Linked DNA regions of Homo sapiens: region 2 is linked to region 1. Evidence: read pairs that join two places in POLR2A ChIA-PET (ENCODE). Cell type or tissue: OCI-LY7. All regions are shown on one strand. Region 1 has its middle 8.4 kb from the start of TRS-TGA1-1. Region 2 has its middle 25 kb from the start of CTNNA3.

Region 1 (2,500 bases):
ATTTGAGACACAATTATCAAAACATTTGTTCAGGCCAGGCGCAGTGGGTTCCACCTGTAATCCCAGCAGTTTGGGAGGCCAAGGCAGGCAGATCACTTGAGGTCAGGAGTTTGAGACCAGCCTGGCCAACACGGTGAAACCCCGTCTCTACTAAAAACACAAAAACTATCTGGACATGGTGTCGCATGCCTATAATCCCAGCTACTCGGAAGCTGAAGCCAGAGAATCTCTTAAACCTGGGCAGTGGAGGTTGTAGTGAGCCAAGATTGTGCCACTGCACTCCAGCCTGGGCAACAGAGCAAGACTCAGTCTCAAAAAAAAAAAATTGTTCAGCACACGAACTTTAGACACATTTTATCTGACACCACAAGTCATTCCAAGAGATGAATATACACAGTATCCCTCTGAAAGCTACTTGTCTTCCAGATGTAAAGACATCTGTCTCCATCATTGGAGACAGAATGCTAGTGTTTTGAAATAACCTGTGCTTAGGATGTTGGAGCACAGAAATGCTGCACTTAATTTTGGTACCCACCTCTAGTGCAGGGATTAGTTAGCAACTTTTTCTACAGGTCAGCCAGTAAATATTTTAGGTGTTGCAGGCCATATGGTTTCTGTTGCAACTACTCAACTCTGCCTGTGTATCACAAAAGCAGCCATAGATAATCTGTAAACAAATGAGTGTGACTGTGTTCCAATAAAACTTTATTTACAAAAACAGTGGGCTGGATTTGGCCTGTGGCTATAGTTTATTTCTGCTCTAGAGGACTCTCCTCACTATAATAAAAAAAGTTCTTCCCAGGTTATCACTGTGAAGATATCATTAAGTGGGACACTGTCAAGAGGCTGGTTGACGTTTCACTAGTTCTTCCTGGTTTATACACATCCAAGAAATCTCATTATTTCCATTAACACAAAGATACCAAGAAAGGACATGAATGTTTTTTAAGATCATTTTATCTCAGTACATCAGAATGGCCCAAATCCTTCCAGAATCCTCTCATGTACACTGGGATTGTCTGCTCCACTTGACAGCAGATGGGGTGCAGGTCCTGGAAATGCTTACCTAGTTTCTCCTTTCTCTGTAGTTAGTACTGTATCTGCTGTTGTAAACAAAGCTTTTCAGCCCTTGAGCATGTTAAGATGTAACCTGAAACCAGGTTTGCAAGTTTATTTGTGAAGTAATTTGAAGGAATAGGAAGAATTTGAAGGAATAGGAAAAACAGAGACTTTGAAGTCAGAGCAACCAAGCATCAAATATAGGCTCCTTCCCTTTCTTGCTATGTAACTTTGGGCAGTTTGCATAACCTCTCTGAGCCTTAATTTCCTTATCCACTAAGTGGTAATAATAATTACTTCTACCTCATGGCATTGTCAGCAGTCACTGCCATTTTCTAAGTTCTAACCACAGGTCAGGCACTGTGATGAGTGTTCATTCATTTAACATCCAAAACAGACCACAGCTAGTTTATAGATGAGGAAGTGAAGATGAGATCACATGCTGGTATTCTCTTCCCCTTTTCACCAGAATGGGTCCCTCATAGAGGTATCTGCAACCAACTCAAGGGAGCCACTGGACAGGGATAAAAAAAGGCCATTTGACTCATGTTATTGAAGGAGTGGAATGTTCTTTGCTCTTTTGTCTCTCTGAGCTGGATAAAGGGAGGAACAAGTTCCCTGGGAGTTGATGTACAAAGCTGCCCAGAGTTGACTCTAGCTGAGGATGTGTTTGGGACTGCATGAGGCCATCTCTGAGAGGCTAACAGCAGCTGCTCTGACATTCTCTCTGATCTAGGCCTTTTTTTTTTTTTTTTTTTTGGTGCCTATTATAGCTCATGATTGGTTTTACAATATAATTCCCCAGCCTGTGTAACATTCATCATTCCAGATTCAGCTCTGAACACTTTTTAAAAAATATATATCAACTGCATGATATGTGTCAATGACCCCTGAATATGAGATATTCTATCCTTGAAAGGAAAGACTTGGAGGAGCCTTCTCTCCTGGCATCCCTGGACTGCGTAAGGCTGTTTAGTCACCATCACCATTGCCTCTTTTTTTTTTTTTTTTTGTGAGAAGGAGTTTTGCACTTGGTGCCCAGGCTGGAGTGCGGTGGCGCAAACTCTGCCTCCCAGGTTCGAGCAATTCTTCTGCCTCAGCCTCCCAAGTAGCTGGGATTACAGGCATGCACCACCACGCCCGGCTAATTTTGTATTTTTAGTAGAGACAGGTTTTCACCATGTTGGCCAGGCTGGTCTCGAACTCCTGAACTCAGGTGATCTGCCTGTCTCGTTCTCCAAAAGTGCTGGGATTATAGGCGTGAGCCACCATGCCCAACCACCATGGCCTCTTTCTAGACACCGTTCTGACCACCACTCTCTCCTGCCCGCAGACGTCCAGTAGGTGGCTGGCAGAGTAAAGGCCAAGCTTCCCAGTTTCATTCACAAGGCCCTTCATAATTTGGCCCTAACATCTTTTCAACTTTGTCTCATACTACTGC
Region 2 (2,500 bases), 52 kb before region 1:
GTGCTCCTGTGTTGTTTGCATATACATTCGGAATAGTTAGCTCTTCTTGTTGCATTGATCCCTTCACCATTATGTAATGCCCTTCTTTGTCTTTTTCGTATTTTTATTGGTTTAAAGTCTGTTTTATCAGAGACTAGGATTGCAACCCCTGCTTTTTTTTTTTTTTTTTTTTTTTGCTGTCCAATTGCTTGGTAAATATTCCTCCATCCCTTTATTTTGAGCCTATGTGTGTCTTTGCACGTGAAATGGGTCTCCTGAATGTATTCAGGTGTATTCACACTGATTGGTCTTGACTGTTTATCCAATTTGCCAGTCTATGAGGCTATTGAGTCTATTGAGTCCAATTGCCAGTTAATTGAGGCGTTTAGCCCATTTACATTTAAGGTTAATATTGTTATGTGTGAATTTGATTCTGTCATTATGATGCTAGCTGGTTATTTTGCCTGTTACTGATGCAGTTTCTTCATAATGTCGATGGCCTTTACTATTTGGTATGTTTTTACAGTAGCTGGTACCAGTTGTTCCTTTCCATATTTAGTGCTTCCTTCAGGAGCTCTTGTTACGCAGCCCTGGTGGTGACAAAATCTCTCAGCATTTGCTTGTCTGTAAAGGATTTTATTTCTCCTTCGCTTATGAAGCTTAGGTTGGCTAGATATGAAATTCTGAGTTGAAAATTCTTTTCTTTAAGAATGTTAGCTGGGCATGGTGGCTCATGCCTGTAATCCCAGCACTTTGAGAGGCTGAAGTGGGCAGATCACCTGAGGTCGGGAGTTCAAGACCAGCCTCAACAACATGGTGAAACCCTGTCTCTACTAAAAATACAAAAATTAGCCGTGTGTAGTGGCCAGCACCTGTAGTCCCAGCTACACGGGAGGCTGAGGCAGGAGAATTGCTTGAATCTGGGAGGCGGAGGTTGCAGTGAGCCGAGATCATGCCACTGCAATCCAGCCTGGGTCACAGAGTGAGACTCCGTCTCAGAAAAAAAAATGTTGAATATTGGCCCCCACTCTTCTGGCTTGAAAGGTTTCTGCAGAGAGATCTACTGTTAGTCTGATGGGCTTCCCTTTGTGGGTAACCCAACCTTTCTCTCAGGCTGCCCTTAATTTCTTTTCTTTCATTTCAACCTTGGTAAATCTGATGACTGTGTATTATGTGTCTTAGGGTTGCTCTTCTCAAGGAGTATCTCTGTGGTGTTCTCTGTATTTCCTCAATTTGAATGTTGGCCTGTCTTGCTAGGCTGGGGAAGTTCTTCTGGATAATATCCTGAAGAGTGTTTTCCAGCTTGGTTCCATTCTCTCCATCAGTTTCAGGTACACCAATCAAACTTAGGTTTGGTCTTTTCACATGGTCCCATATTTCTGGAGGCTTTGTTCATTCCTTTTCATTTTTTTTTCTTTAATCTTGTCTTCACGCTTTATTTCATTAAGTTGATCTTCAATCTCTGATATCCTTTCTTCCACTTGATTGATTTGGCTATTGATACTTACGTATGCTTCACAACGTTCTCGTGCTGTGTTTTTCAGCTCCATCAGGTCATTTATGTTCTTCTCTAAACTGCTTATTCTAGTTAGCAATTCCTCTAACCTTTTTTCAATGTTCTTAGCTTCCTTGCATTTGGTTAGAACATGCTCCTTTAGCTTGAAGGAGTTTGCTATTACCCACCTTCTGAAGCCTACTTCTGTCAATTCATGAAACCCATTCTCCATCAAGTTTTGTTCTTTTGCTGGCGAGGAGTTGTGATCCTTTGGAGGAGAAGAGGCCTTCTGGTTTTTGGAATTTTCAGCCTTTTTGTGCTGGTTTTCCTCATCTTCATGGATTTATCTACCTTTGGCCTTTGATGCTGGTGACCTTCAGATGGGGTTTTTGTGTGGATGTCCTTTTTGTTGATGTTGATGCTATTCCTTTCTGTTTCTTAGTTTTCCTTTTAACAGTCAGGACCCTCTGCTGCAGGTCTGCTGGAGTTTGCTGGAGGTCCACTCCAGACTCTGCTTGCCTGGGTATCACCAGCGGAGGTTCAGTTGGAAATGCAGAAATCACCCACCTTCTATGTTGGTCTTGCCGGGAGCTGCAGACTGGAGCAGTTCCTATTCAGCCATCTTGCCAGCCATGGTAAGTTAAAACTTTTAACAATCTCAATGGTTCCCCTTGTTCATATACAAAATCAGTATTTTATCTCAGATACTAGTGCAAACACTAAGAACCAAATTTTTAGAATTCAGCATTAGGGTTTACATCTAGCAGAATTTCACAGGATCTCTGACTATTAGTTTGGGAATAGTTCAGAGAAAGGCTGATAGGGAAGGTGAGAGACAGATCAAAGGGGTTAGGAGAGGATTGTTTCAGTAGTACTAGGCCAGCTCTAGTTTTTGTTCCCCTTTTTCTATAGAAGGTGAGGCAAAGCATGAATCATATGTCATGAAGTTTTTGCTATCCTCCTTGCTCTCCTTGAATTTTAACAGATATCTAAAGGCAATCAAATATACAAACAATTCACAGCTAC

Evidence for each region. ChIA-PET counts read pairs that join two places held together with the same protein. Peaks named below come from ENCODE experiments on the same cell type or tissue, not always from the same donor. Only the 100,000 strongest peaks of a DNase experiment are listed, where the experiment ranks them.
Region 2: POLR2A ChIA-PET joins it to region 1 with 9 read pairs; 3 of 35 experiments call an interaction of 5 or more read pairs at or near these places.

The regions. Positions count from the first base shown.
Region 1 is chr10:67,771,654-67,774,153 of GRCh38, forward strand. No RefSeq gene overlaps it. Among named protein-coding and RNA genes, the nearest start is that of TRS-TGA1-1, 8.4 kb to the left of the region's middle. In OCI-LY7, no CTCF peak of the experiment used is centred here; a DNase peak (open chromatin) is centred at 1,468; H3K4me3 peaks cover 632 bases; H3K27ac peaks cover 2,058 bases.
Region 2 is chr10:67,719,978-67,722,477 of GRCh38, forward strand. It overlaps a transcript of CTNNA3 not described here. Among named protein-coding and RNA genes, the nearest start is that of CTNNA3, 25 kb to the left of the region's middle. In OCI-LY7, no CTCF peak of the experiment used is centred here; no DNase peak of the experiment used is centred here.